Linked DNA regions of Homo sapiens: all the other regions are linked to region 3. A link is a loop called in an ENCODE intact Hi-C map of the cell type or tissue named here. Cell type or tissue: IMR-90. All regions are shown on one strand. Links, peaks and the distances in the headings refer to the core of each region. The heading gives the core; the rest is flanking DNA. Region 1 overlaps LAMA3 (laminin subunit alpha 3). Region 2 overlaps LAMA3 (laminin subunit alpha 3). Region 3 overlaps TTC39C-AS1 (TTC39C antisense RNA 1).

Evidence for each region. A loop is a pair of places that touch in the nucleus more often than their neighbours do. Peaks named below come from ENCODE experiments on the same cell type or tissue, not always from the same donor. Only the 100,000 strongest peaks of a DNase experiment are listed, where the experiment ranks them.
Region 1: a loop joins it to region 3, with 5 times the contacts of the local background. A loop is called at or near these places in 9 of 110 quality-filtered maps.
Region 2: a loop joins it to region 3, with 2.1 times the contacts of the local background. A loop is called at or near these places in 5 of 110 quality-filtered maps.

The regions. Positions count from the first base shown.
Region 1 is chr18:23,943,431-23,945,930 of GRCh38, reverse strand. It overlaps LAMA3 (laminin subunit alpha 3), which reads right to left. Exons shown (of 75, transcript NM_198129.4): 69 at 1,960-2,143. Among named protein-coding and RNA genes, the nearest start is that of LINC02958, 38 kb to the left of the region's middle. In IMR-90, for the core only: no CTCF peak of the experiment used is centred there; a DNase peak (open chromatin) is centred at 1,460; H3K27ac peaks cover 1,884 bases.
Region 2 is chr18:23,926,072-23,928,571 of GRCh38, reverse strand. LAMA3 (laminin subunit alpha 3) reads right to left here. Exons shown (of 75, transcript NM_198129.4): 63 at 332-449. Among named protein-coding and RNA genes, the nearest start is that of LINC02958, 55 kb to the left of the region's middle. In IMR-90, for the core only: no CTCF peak of the experiment used is centred there; no DNase peak of the experiment used is centred there.
Region 3 is chr18:23,991,581-24,000,853 of GRCh38, reverse strand. It overlaps TTC39C-AS1 (TTC39C antisense RNA 1), which reads left to right. Exons shown (of 6, transcript NR_110796.1): 5 at 292-465; 6 at 6,375-6,641. It also overlaps a transcript of TTC39C not described here. Among named protein-coding and RNA genes, the nearest start is that of LINC02958, 14 kb to the right of the region's middle. RefSeq lists a silencer at 6,290-6,349. In IMR-90, for the core only: no CTCF peak of the experiment used is centred there; a DNase peak (open chromatin) is centred at 6,183; H3K4me3 peaks cover 193 bases; H3K27ac peaks cover 823 bases.

The DNA of each region.
Region 1 (2,500 bases), core at 1-2,500, 50 kb after region 3:
TGAAAAAAAAAGGTTGCTTAGAAGTGAACTAATCAAAAGAGATTATAGAATTCATCTGGAAACTTACACAAAAGAGAAACAGTTCAAGGCACAGCCACAGGCAACCCCCTCCATGTAACAAAGGGGCAGGGACAGTTTATACAGTGCTGGGGACGGGGGTGTGTTGGAGTCGTGGCACCCTGGGCTGGCCTCTTGGAGCAGGTAGAACGAGGGCACTTCTCTTCAAACAAGAGGAGTGTTTAAACTCTTTGCTAAAATTTCTGATCCCTGGGGTCTGGTGTGGATTCTGCCATCTCATAGGTGTGGTGAGACTATTCACTACGGACACTTCCATTTATATGCCAAGCTGTGACCTTTGGCCTCTACTGCCTGCTGACACCTGGGCTTGAAGGTCTGACAGGCCACTCAACCCTGAGATGTTCACGACAGAAATCCTCATTCTCCCCCAGCTCTGAACTGCTCTCCTCCTGGCCACATCTGCCTCTTCTCCATCTTCATCTCAGTAAATGCCCACTAATGACTCAATTGCTGGCCCCAAATCACAGGATGTGATCTGGACCCTCTCTTCCTCTCACCCTCTATATGTGATCCATCAGCAAGGCCGCGTGGTTCTACCTTCAGCATGCGTCCTGGCGGTCACTTCTCCCGACCTCCCCACAGCCTCCGCAAGCAAAGGCAATAGCAGCCATGTGGGCCCCCTGCTGCTACTCTTGCCCCCTGGCAGTCTCTTCAGCTAAAGAATTAAATAATATATGAATCTGTACATGTAAGAGTTTTATTTTTTTTATTTTTATTTTTTTGACAGAGTCTTGCTCTGTCGCCCAGGCTGGAGTGCAGTGGTGTGATCTCGGCTCACTGCAACCTCCACCTCCTGAGTTCAAGCGATTCTCCTGCCTCAGCCTCCTGAGTAGCTGGGATTACAGGTGCATGCCACCATGCCCAGCTAATGTTTGTATTTTTAGTAAAGATGGGGTTTCACCATGTTGGTCGGGCTGGTCTCGAACTCCTGACCTTGTGATCAGCCCGCCTTGGCCTCCCAAAGTGCTGGGATTACAGGCATGAGCCACCGCGCCTGGCCAAGAGTTTTAAGACTCTTTAAAAGCTTTACAGACACTTTCAAATAAAGTCCAAAGTCGGAGCTTGGCCTTCAAAGCTTAAATGATCTGGGCTCTGTCTTCCTCTCTAATTCCATTTCTTATTGCTTTGTGTTTTGTTCATTCAGCTAATTCCCACCTCCAGGTCCTTGTTATTTGCTCTTCCCTCTTCCTGGAACCCCCTCCCCATAACTTCATGTGACTACCACCTGCTGTACCAGGGCTTTCTCTACTGCCTTATTTAAAATAGTCTCCCTGCTCTGTCATTTTCTTACCTTGCTCTAGTGTTTTCTCAAAGCACTTACCAATCTCTGACATTACATTGAGGATTGTTTGCTTATGTGTTCCAGGAAGGCAGCTGAATGACTAAGGGAATGCAACTTGTCAAGTCACTTACATTTTCTGAAGTCCAGTTGCCTCATTAGAGAAATAAATAGGTCCCTTATTGCCTTAAATGGTATTTCTTGAAATCTGGAATGGCTTTAAGCAAGAGCCAAGATGCTAGGGTCATTCCAGGTCCAGAGAGGGGCCTGGAGGCCTGGAAATTGGCCATAAGGGGAAGAAATGGTCCAGGATGAAGGAGTTAGAGTAGGCAAGGGGCATGAGGCAGCCTGGGGGAGGGCTGGAGGGGATGGAAGAAGCATCAGTAAAGCCCATCTTGACTTTACTGTCTAGGATGACAGCCATGCAATGTGTGTGCCGCGGCCTCCAGTACTGAGATGCTGGGAACGCAGCGCCTGCAAGCACACAAGCTCTCCCACTCCACGCCCTCATGTCTGGGAAGGATGCTGGGACTCCTATTTTCAGCGACTCCAACAGTGAATTCCACACCAACTGGAGATACTGACACAGCCCCAGCTCTTACCGTGTGCCATTTCCCATCATTGCATTTCTCCTTGCTTTTGATCCTCAATTTTTTCCCATCTGTCCCCAGTGCAAAGACCAGACGTCCTTTTGAAAGATAAAGAGCCATAAAGGAGTTCTTAGTGCCCGTGTGAAACACCAGTCCTCTGGAGGATGTTGTCTGCATGTCCACAGCAAACTGTGACCTGTTGGGAACATCGGCGATGAAGGGAAATAGAGGTGTTCAGCGTTCCTTCGAATCTCAGCACTGAGACAGAGGGTGGGGAGCAAACACCCAACCCCCATTTTTCAAATGGATAAGCTAACGTAGGTACTGATTAAATGACCCGTTTCTCTGGAAACTTTAAAAAGCTATTCTATTCCAGCTGTTAATGGTTTTGTTGTATAATTTCCTTACTACATTGGGGAATAACATGGAACTTTTGTGGCAAACTTAGCTAGTGGTGTAAGTCCCAGCACATGGCAAGAAGAAACATGTCTGAATCTTTTATAAAAAGTCCATGTTTTAAAAAGTTAGGGTAAAATACGCTAACCTAAAATGT
Region 2 (2,500 bases), core at 1-2,500, 67 kb after region 3:
AATACAGTACCTTACCCTATCTCACTTTACTCAAACTGATTAATGTGATTTATGTAACCTCAGAAAGAAAGAGAGCTTACTTTTCTGCATAATAAGTCAGCAATCATCTGTAAGTTTTTGTGTATATAGTTGGTCTTCCTACTTTCCTACAAAGTTAATGTGCAAACCTGAAAAGGTTCAGCATCTTGCAAGCACATGGGGAGTGTATATGAGCCAGTTCACTGTAACACTGTGTGCTATCAGAAAGAAGTCAAAAGTTGCTGCGTTAATGGATACGGAAGGTGGGTTGGCTGGGAAGCACTCCTTCACGAGGTTCTGAACTTTCACTTACCTTCCAGTCTTCCGAGCACTTTTTGGTTACTCCCACAGTATCATTCAATCTAACGACACCACTGGTTTTCTTCAAATTTTTCATGCAGCCTCGGAAAGCAGGCGTAGAAATGTTAAATCTGATTACGAACACAGATAAAAGGAAGAGATGGATCATGTCAGGCTCACGTGAAATCAGAGCTGAAACGCTGTGCTCTTTAGTACTTTTCACCCATAAATGAGTAGGTGTTTTATGTTTATCCTTTCCCATGGGATTCCCATAATGCTACTTATTTTATGATGCTGGGAGAACTGACTTCCTTTCTGTGTAAGTTTACATTCCCAGCTTTAAAAATGCAGACAACAATGTTAACAGAAGAATGGCCAGTGGCCGCAAAAGGTAAAGAGACAGAGAACATGCACAATATCTAGAACTGCCCGTCCCTCCCCGCTGGAGTCACGGCATTGCAGGTGGATAGGACATGTATTAATAAGTTAATAGATGATATATGATATACATATATATTAATAAAGTAATAAATCATTTGTAGGAACCAGGAGTGCTCTAGAAAACCTTTTGCTCTTTTTTTTCTGTTCACTGTTAAGTTAGCCACTGTAAAGTCAGAAGAAACAAAGTGTTACTTTTTGGTTCTATTCAATTATGAAAAACGTAGCTTGATTTAACCAATGCCAAGCTGAAACAATGGAACACATTGTCTGGGTTCATATGCTGCTGTATCTACCACCTCCTACCTGTGGGCAAAGGGTTATTGCCAGGATTTAAAAAATTAACGGGCCGGGTGGGGTGGCTCATGCCTGTAATCCCAGCACTTTGGGAGGCCAAGTCAGGTGGATCACTTGAGGTCAGGTGTTCGAGATCAGGCTGGTCAACATTGTGAAAACTTAACTCTACTAAAAATACAAAAATTAGCTGGACGTGGTGGCAGGCACCTGTAGTCCCAGCTACCCGGGAGCTGAGGTTGGAGAATCATCTGAACCCGGGAGGCGGAGGTTGCAGTGAGCTGAGATCGTGCCACTGTACTCCAGCCTGGCAACAAAGCGAGACTCTGCCTCAAAAAACAAAAACAAAACCAAAAAAACAAGTTAACGTACAGCAAGAGCTTGCAGCAGTGCATGGCACCTGGACGTGAATGCTCAGCAGGTGTTTCTGAGAGGCAAAATTGTGCTGCTCTGGACCAGCCAAATTGCCTGGGTTCAAGTTCTGTCCCTTCTGATTGAACAGGCAACTTTTCTCCGTGCCTGTTTCCTCATTTAGACAATGGGAATATGTGAATCTGTTTCATAGGGCTGTCATAGTCTAAGAAAGTTAATATGTGTAACACACTCAAACAGTGTTTTGTACAGAGTAAGGACTCAATGTGAGATCGTCAAGTTAGTAACTACTCCCATATTACTGCTCTTATATAATGAGAGCAATTTCTAAAGCAGCTCTTTCTACATGGCCCCAGGGCATTTCCCCTTCGATTTGACTTCTGGATCTGTCTGGAGCTGAATGCACATAAAGCATTCACACACATGAACTAACTGAAGTCCAGGCAAATATTTGTGTTTCTTAAACAAATGATGTACTAAGAAAACCCAAAGCTGATTTCATTCTAAATCCCTAATGCAGCTTACTTTTCTAAATGGAAAGGTGTCTGCATTCATTTTAATCCAATTCATTAGAAACAGTTGAGCTACCTGTAATAGACCTAAAATTAAATTTCATTAAAAGGAAAAGAAAGAAACAAATCCTCACTGGCATTACAGTATAAGCCTAATTATTTTATAAAGATGGCCTTTTGCCTCAGAAGAGGAGGAGGGTTCATTTCCATTCCTGGAGCTTGCCTATTTATACATGGTTTTAGGTCAATTCTTCTTTGGGTTTCAACATATCTCTTGGACAACGACATTCCAGATGTCCCTCTCTCCATAGATTATTGGTCAAAGAAAGAAGGTTGCAGAAAAGGAAAATAGTAGGAGAGAAAGGCAGTTAACAGATACAGACCACCTATTTTGCACGAAGCTCTATGAATCCAACTTACAATAAGCTTTTGAGGGAGGTATTTTCTCTTTTATATTATTTTATTTTATTTTAAGTTCTAGGATACATGTGCAGGAAGGGCAGGTTTTCTTATCTAACATTTATTGAGCACTGACCATGTGCTGACCTCTGCTAATTCCTTTACAC
Region 3 (9,273 bases), core at 5,122-7,621:
ATAACCAGGTGACAGGACCCACACAATTTGGGGGGCCCTGTGCAAAATGAAAATGTGGGGTCCCTGGTTTAAAAAATCATGAAGAATTTTAAGATGACAACAGCAGGGCATTGAACCAAGTGCTGGGTGCTTCTGAGAACAGAGCGCTGTGTGACTGTGTGACTGCACAGGTCTCATGGCGGTGAAGACAGCCCTGCCAGGCAAGGTAATGTGCATCACAGTGCTTAGCAATCTGCAAAAGTTCAACAAATTGGTAAGGATTCTCTTTCTCTTTTCCCCCTTGGCTTCCAGGATTGTATTTGCTGGGGCTGCTATTAAAAAGTACCGTGAACTGAGTGGCTTAAACACCAGAAATTATTCTCTCACAGTTCTGGAGGACTAAAGTCCAAAATCAAGCTGTGGGCAGGGTGGGTTTCCCTGAGAGCTGCAAGTGAAGGATCTGTTCCAGGCCTCTCTCCTTGGCTGGTAGGTAGCCATCTTCTCTTTATGTCTCTTTACCTTGCCTTCCCTCTATACATTTCTCTATGTCCAATTTCTCCTTCTTATAAGGACTGCAGTTATATTGGATTAGGGCCCATGCTAATGACCTTGTTTTAATTTGATTACCTCTGTAAGACCCTATCTCCCTATAAGGGCACACTCCAAAGTGCTAGGGGTTAGGACTTCGACATAAGAATTTGGGGGTTGGGGGGAGCAGTTGACAAACATCAGAGCCCCTGTGCTCTTTGGAGGCATGCTGATGGTGTGAGGTCTCACTGGGAGGTGGTGATGTTAGGCTGTAGTAGGGAAAGTGTCCTGCCCCCATGGTAGTGGTGTTTGGGCCCCGGTTTCTGCTGCCTAGTTGGCAGCTCTCATTGCTTGCACTATAAGCCCACTCTTCAGTTTCTGAAAGCTCTCCCATGTACACCCAATAAATTCTTTTTTGGTTTAAGGAAGCTAAAGTAAGTTTTTGTGGCTTGCAAGTAAGAACCCTGACTGATACTCCGATACAACATTAGAATCAGGAAGGGAACTACTTGGACCTAAGTTTTGGGCCTCCCCACATTTGCTCAGCCCCATCTGCCTGCTGGGCCCTGGCTGCTTGCTCAGTGGGGAGCTCCAGCTTCCCAGTCTCACCTTCTCTCTGCCACTATCTGCAGATGCTGCTTCCCCACAGGGTGAGGGCTGAGAGCTGGGCTTAGGCATGGCTGCTACAATGCCCACCTTATGGGAGCCGTAGGCATTTGCAGCCCGGGCCCTAGCACAGGGCACCGGCTGTTCCCAGCACTTGCAGACTCAGATGAAGCTTCTTGCCCCCTGGCTAGGGACCTAGAAGATGGCTGCTTTGCCACTGTTTAAAAGGTAAATAGCCCAAAATGGGGGAGAGTTGAATCCACAGAGGACCCGCTTTGACCAGAGAGTCAGGAGATAAGCTCCTCTCTCTTCCTCCCCTGTGACGATTTCGAAGTGTGGTGGCTCCATATGGCCCATCCAGAGAGTCCTGCGTGGCTGTGACAGGTGTGGTTTCTGTGGCACCCTGGCCAGTTTGGTTCATATCACCCCACATTGACTCCCTTCCCCTCACCCTTCCAGCTCTGGGATAGAGCCTTATACCTTAAACTTGGCCTCAGGCTCTGATTTCTATGGAAACCCGGAAGGCTAGGAGCCTTGCAGGAAGGCTTAGGTTTCGAAGGTGGAAAGGGAAGAGAGGAAACCATTTCATCACACCCATATGTCCACAGCGCTCAACTTACCTGAGGCTCAAACACATAAACTGGCACAGACCAGAACTGTGAACAATGAAGCTGGGTATGTTACGAAAATATCAATTATGTCAGAGCCACACAGAGACCTGAGGCAGTCATCCAAGATGATTCAGGACAGAAGCTGGAAAACAAAAGGGCTTTCACCTGGCAGCTGTGTAAATGGATACCAGGGCCACATGTGTATATTTAAAGGGTGTGGCTTACTCTCCCCATAATGACAGGTTCCCGAGCAGCAGGATAAAAGGAATTTTTACCACTGTTTAGTAGTTTACCACTTGAGTGCTCCAGAGAGCTCCACCAGCTTCATGCTTACAGTTCAGACTGCAGTACTACACCAGAGAAATAATTAGATATACCACTTCTGTGCAGCATTTATTTCAGCCCACAAATTGATGATCAGTTAGGCTATTCAGGGATGTGTAAATACCTTTATAAATTCTTATAGTTTCTTTTTAAAAAATAATTTTTCTAATTTGTATTATTATTATTATATATTTTTGAGACAGAGTCTTGCTCTGTCACCCGGGCTGGAGTGCAGTGGTGCAATCTCAGCTCACTGCAACCTCCACCTCCTGGGTTCAAGCAATTCTCCTATCTCAACCTCCCAAGTAGCTGGGATTACAGGCGTGCACCATCACACTCGGCTAATTTTCATATTTTTAGAGAGATGGGGGTCTCACCATGTTGGCCAGGATGGCCTCAAGTGATCCAAATGCCTCGGCCTCTGAAAGCACTGTGATTACAGGCGTGAGCCACTGCACCTGGCCTAGTTTCTGTTTAAAATTAGGTTCCAGTAGGTCTTCTAAAAATATTTAATAATAAAAACCAGAGTTTGGGACAACTAAGGACAACAATAAGGGAGACTCCAGAAGGAAAAACAGCCTGACATCTGCTAGTCCTATGATATTGGGCAAATGACCAGGACTCTCTGAACCTCAGCTCCCTCATCTACAAAGTAGAGAATATAATAACCTCTAACTTGTTATAAGAACAAGAGGAGCTAGTGTGTGGGGAAAGCCTAGCACTAATTAGTGCTCATACATGTTAGTTATCTTTATTGATCACTACAAATTATTGCTTCTCAAGAACAGCTTGGCAGTATACAAAAACACACTATCCTGCCCCTCTCTGTTCCTCACATTTCAGAAGTAGAACACACATTTCTATGCCCCAAATTGGCTCAAGGCAACTCTTCTCTAAACCAATTTCTTTTTCTTTTTTTTTTTTTCTTTTTTCAGACGGGGTCTCACTCTGTCACCCAGGTGGGAATGCAGTGGCGCAATCACAGCTCATACACCTTAAACTCCTAGGCTCAAGCAATCTTCCTGCCTCAGTCTCCTGAGTAGCTGAAATTACAGGCACATGCCACTATGCCTGTTTTGGTTTCTTTCTTTCTTTCTTTCTTTCTTTCTTTCTTTCTTTCTTTCTTTCTTTCTTTCTTTCTTTCTTTCTTTCTCCTTCCTTCCTCCCTCCCTCTCTTTCTTTTCTTTTCTTTCCTCCCTCCCTCCTTCCCTCTTTCTTTCTTTCTTTCTCTTTTTTTTTTTTTTTTTTTTTTTTGAGACAGAGACTTGCTCTATTGCCCAGGCTGGAGTACAGTTGGGCAATCTCAGCTCACTGCAATCTCCGCCTCCTGGCTTCAAGCAGTTCTCCCTGTCTCAGCCTCCTGAGTAGCTGGGATTACAGGCGCCCACGACCACGCCCGGCTAATTTTCGTATTTTTAGTAGGGACAGGATTTTGCCATGTTGGCCAGGCTGGTCTCGAACTCCTGACCTCAGGTGACCCACCTGCCTTGGCCTCCCAAAGTGCTGGGATTACGGGCATGAGCCACTGCACCTGGCCTTTTTATTTTTCTTTTTAGAGACAGGGTCTTGCTGTGTTGCCTGGGCTGGTCTCAAACTCCTGGCCTCAGGCAATCTTCCTGCCTTGACCTCCCAAAGCACTGAGATTACAGATAGGAGCCACTGTGCCCTGCCTAAACCAATTTCTTTTTTTTCTTTTTGAGATGGAGTCTCACTCTGTCATCCAGGCTGGAGTGCAGTGGTGCGATCTCGGCTCACTGTAACCTCTGCCTCCTGGATTCAAGTGATTCTCCTGTGTCAGCCTCCCAAGTAGCTGGGACTACAGGTGTGTGCCACCATATCCAGCTAGTTTTTTGTATTTTTAGTAGAGACGGGGTTTCACTATGTTAGCCAGGATAGTTTCGATCTTCTGACCTTGTGATCCACCCACCTTGGCCTCCCAAAGTGCTGGGATTACAGGCGTGAGCCACTGTGCCCGGCCAACTGATTTCTTAATAGGAAGGCATCCACCTATGCCCTGAAGTGGAGATTGGGTCCCCAGTCTTCCTTGAGCAAGATAGGTCTCAAATTTTTGAGTGTGTGGAAATCTGCTGGGCTATGTATATAGATTTCTAGGCCTCATCCTCAAAAGTCCTGATTTAGTAGGTATGGGGCTTGGGACTGGGGAATCACCATTTTTCACACATGTGCACAGGTGCACACATGCACATACACATGCCATGATTTTAAAGCAGAAGATATTTGGGCCACATTTCCAGAAATATTCCCTGCAGGGCTCATTCCTCCAGCCTTATGATGAGTATATGCAAACAACCTGAGGTCATGGAAAGCATCTCCAGTGTTTTTCCCTTGGACTGCAGGCATGTTTAATTAGCCAGTGCCCACACTGACCTTATTTTAATATTAGCACAAGTGCAATGGCTTACATTTAGAGTGTACCTATATAAAGAAGTTATAATGACGCAGTGCTTCCCAAACTTGGCTGCATAGTAGATACACTTAGGGAAGTTTTCGATGCACTGCCCCTCTTCCATCTCTCTGGCCCATGCCCAAATCCAATTAGAAAATGGGCAAAAGATATAAAGAGACATTTTACTGAAGAGGATATACAGATGGCAAATAAACACATGAAAAGATGTTCAACATCACTCATTTTGATGGAAATGTAAACTAAACCCCAATGAAGTTCCACTACACACCTACAGAATGGCTAAAATAAAACATAGTGACAATATCAAATGTTGGCAAGAATGTGGAGAAATTGGATCTCTCCTTGCTGGTGGAGATGTAAAATGGTACAGCCACTCTGGAAAAACGTTTGGCAGTTTCTTTGAAAACTAAGCATATACTTAACATACGATCCAACAACGGCACTTCTGGCATTCATGCCAGAGAAATAAAAACTTATGTTCCCACACAAAAACTTTTCATAAATTTTTGAGACAGAGTCTTGCTCTGTCACCCAGACTTGAGTGCAGTGGTGTGACTGTGGCTCACTGCAGCCTTGACCTCCTGGGCTCAAGCGATCCTCCCACCTCAGCCTCCTGAGTAGCTGGGACTACAGGTGTATCCCACCATGCCCGGCTAACTTTTTTTTTTTTCCGGCAGAGATGGGGTTTTGCTATGGTTGCCCAGGCAGGTCACACAAAAACTTTTATACAAATGTTCATGGCAGCTTTATTTGTAATAGCCCCAAGGTGTAGTACATCTATACCAGCAATAAAAAGGAATGAACTATTGACTCATACGACCTAGATGGATCTCAGGTGCATTATGCTGAGTGAAAAAGCCAATCTCAAAAGGGTACACACTGTATGATTCCATTTATTTATTCATTTAGAGACAGAGTCTCACTCTGTCGCCCAAGCTGAAGTGCAGTGGTGCAGTCTTGGCTCACTGCAACCTCCACCTCCTGGATTCGCGTGATTTTCGTGCCTCAGCCCCCTGAGTAGCTGGGACTACAGACGCGCGCCACCACACCTGGCTAATTTTGGGGTATTTTTAGTGGAGATGGGGTTTCGACATGCTAGCCAGGCTGGTCTCAAACTCCTGACCTCAAGTGATCCACCCGTCTCGGCCTCCCAAAGTGCTAGAATTACATACATGAGCTACCACGCCTGGCCGATTCCATTTATTTAACAGTCTTGAAATGACAAAATTATCGGGATTAGTGTTTGTCAGGAGTTAGGGATAGTAGAGAGAAGGCAGGTAAGTGATACCATAAAGGCATATCTTTGTGATGAAGGAATAGTTCTGTATCATAATTGCAATGCTGATTAGACAAACCTACACACGTGATAAAGTGACAGAGAACTATACACACATTTTACCAAAGTCAATTTCATGGTGTGAGATGTAACCATTAGGAAAATCTTGTGGATTATAATTATTATTATTTTTTTTTAAAAAAAAGGAAAAGATCCTGATGTCCAGGCCACTCCCAGACCAATGAAATCAGAGTCTCTGAGGGTGGAGTTCACGCATCAGCGCGTGGCCCTGGTGATGACTAAGTGCAGCCAAGTTGCAGTTTATTATAAGGCAGTTCATAGATGCTGCTGCTGCTGCTGCTAGCATTTCATCTGCTGAGAATCACACTCAGTAGCAACAGCCGTCCAAGATACAGCCCTGCGGGGCTTTGAGTGTTAACGTTGGGTGCATAGTGATGAGGCTTTTTTAAAGCCTTGAAACGGGGCCAACTGGTAATACCTAAGGAACGTAAGTACCATTCAGTGTGTTTGTGTAAGCCCTGGCTATGAGGGGAGGGGCGAGTGGGGGAAGCACATGATGTTAAACTAGGCTAATGGGTTTAATTTTCCTTTGTTTTCCTAGATTTCCTGGCAAACAGAAAAAGCTCTCTTGGTCTTTAAAGTTCATGACAGATTCCCTAAGTGTTTGTAAAACATCTGCCAACCACACTGATGGGCTCTCACACAAAGGTTTTGGAAATACAGACTGATTTCCTTTGGTTACTAAAACTGATTTTTTTTTTTTTTTTTGGTTACTACAATTGATTTTATCTCTATAATTTTCTTCTCTGTCATCTTATTTTAAACAAAAACCGTGGCACAAAAATAAAGTGATGGTTTTTGAGGAAAACATATCTATTTGTTTTTCTTTTTGTATCTTCAGCCAAAACATCTAAGGAATAATAATGAAAATAATAGAAAATCTTTTGCACTGGGAAATTGTTTCCCTCTGTTTTTAGCCTTCATTTATTTTTTTGCCAGAGCTTCATATCTTTTCAGAGATTCATGTGCATAACAGTTTTAAATGTTTTCCAAAATGAACTTCTCCAGCTGAATCTCAGAGAAGAAAGCTTTGTTAATGGCAACAATTCATTTAAGATTAATATGAAGCTTTCTGGATGATTGTTGGTGATGTCATATGAACCATTAGGGTGGTGCAAAAGTAATTGCAGTTTTGCCATTAAAAGCAATTATTTTTGCACAAACCTAATACCAAAACATCTAATGTCAAACTATGGTCCATTTCTATTATATTTCCCAAGACAATTAAATTAGTATATAATTTTTTTCATAGATTTTCAGTTTATAATATGTAGTGAAATTAAATAATTATCTAGAATAGCATTGCTAATTGTGACATTACTTAAATATTTATGAAAAATAAACTTTGATCTGGCATTTCACTCACAGCTGGTCAAGGCTAGTAAAAGATGAGATTCTAAATTTCACAGCTGGAGGCCTACATTTCGATCTTTATACAAGATTTAATGAAATTCACAGTGACATTTTTAGTTATTTTGATACATTCTCAACCAAGTAGGAGTACAAGATCTATAAGTGAGGGTCTAGTAAATTATTTGATATGAAAAGGGGTCCGTGTACTTCATAATAATTAGTCATAACAAGTGCTATGGCATTTATTGAGCATCTGTGTGTGGACATTTTGTTATTGTAGATATTTTCTATTAACCTGATATTAATGCATGTCTTTACACCCAACCCTCCAAGGGATACTATGCAAATGCTTTAACATCTGGCATTTGTTGAAAAATAGCAGAGATTTTAAAGAATGGCACTGAGAAAGTCTTGCCACGTTTTTATGGAAATCCATTCTGGAAGCATTTCTTTCCATTATATGTCTTGTCTATTTCATATTGAAAGCCCTTTTATCACAGCTTCAATTTGCGTTAGTATTTTACCATCAAAGATGAACTTAGCCAGTGCAATGACAACATGATAAAAACATAAAATGATACAATGATTCTTCTTGTTTATCACTTACCCTGTCTCATTAAGCCACTTACCACAAAAGAAGCTTGAGATTTCTTAGGAGCAAGATTTTAGAATTCTTAGGACTCAGCCTTTCTGAGCCAGTGGCAGGATAGTTGCTTCTAAAGAGGCTGTGTGTGTAGGTGCTGGAGGGGTTAGGTCTCCAGGAGGGACAAGATGGGCAGCTGGAAATAAATTCAGAATCCTGCCTCTGTTGTAGCAAAACTCTCCATTCTCTTTCTCACCTTTTCTCAGAACCTGCTTACATAACTGTGGTTAACCTATATGCGTAAGCATGATTAAAAAGATTGACACAGCCTGGCAGTCTTTTCTGTGCTATGCACCCAGGAGCACAGCCCTTGGGCCTGAAGCATTGGCAGCGGGCTCTGGCTCTGTGTGTGGCGCAGGTCAGTCCGGCCTGCCTGCCAATTACTCAGTAGTTATGTCCAGGGAGAAGCAAGCCATGCTTGTTAGGCAGATTGCTGCACTCTGAGCACAAAAATGTCAAGGGCACATAATTACTCCTAATGCAAAAACATAGAAAAGCTGCAATTAAAAGGCAGTGGAGCAGTGCCTTTCTTATTTCTGGAGAGACTGGAAATTACAGTAAGGCAGCACACTGGGCTTTCTCTGCCTCCTAGTATACACAAATATTTTCAATTAATTACAACGTGTAATGGTATATTTATTTTTGGATCTCCTGTCTCCCCATAGGCTTCATGTGAGCAAAGACCACATGTCTGGCTTGTTCACCACTGCACACTCCCAGGACATGGTAGGAATTCAGTGACTATTTAATGAATGGATGACCACGGTATTTCAGTTTTAGGAAAGAATTTCCAAATACATTTTTCCCCATTCATTGAGTCCTTATTTAACCAAGTTAACTAGACAATACGTCCTCTACATTGTTCATGGGGAATTACTGAGCCAGACCTGGGGGAAATGACATAATATCCTATTAATTTTTTTTAAAAAATTATTTTTAATGTTCGTGGGTATATAATAGGTATACATATTTATGGGTTACATGACATATTTTGATATAGGCATGCAATGCCTAATAATCACATCAGGGTAAATGGGGTATCCATCCCCTCAAGCATTTATCCTTTGTGTTACAAACAATCCATTTATATTATTTTAGTTACTTTAAAATGTACAATTACATTATTTTTTGCTATAGTCACCCTGTTGCGCTAGCCAATACTAAGTCTTATTCATCCTATTTTTTTGAACCGATTAACCATCCCCATTTCCACCTACTCCACCACTACCCTTTCCAGCCTCTGGTAACCATCCTTTTACTATCTCAATGAGTTCAATTATTTTAATTTTTAGCTCCCACAAATAAGTGAGAACATATGAAGTTTGTGTTTCTGTGCCTGGCTCATTTCACTTAACACAATGATCTCCAGTTCCATCCATGTTGCTGCAAATGACAGGATCTTATTCTTTCTTATGACTGAATAGTACTCCATTGTATATATGTA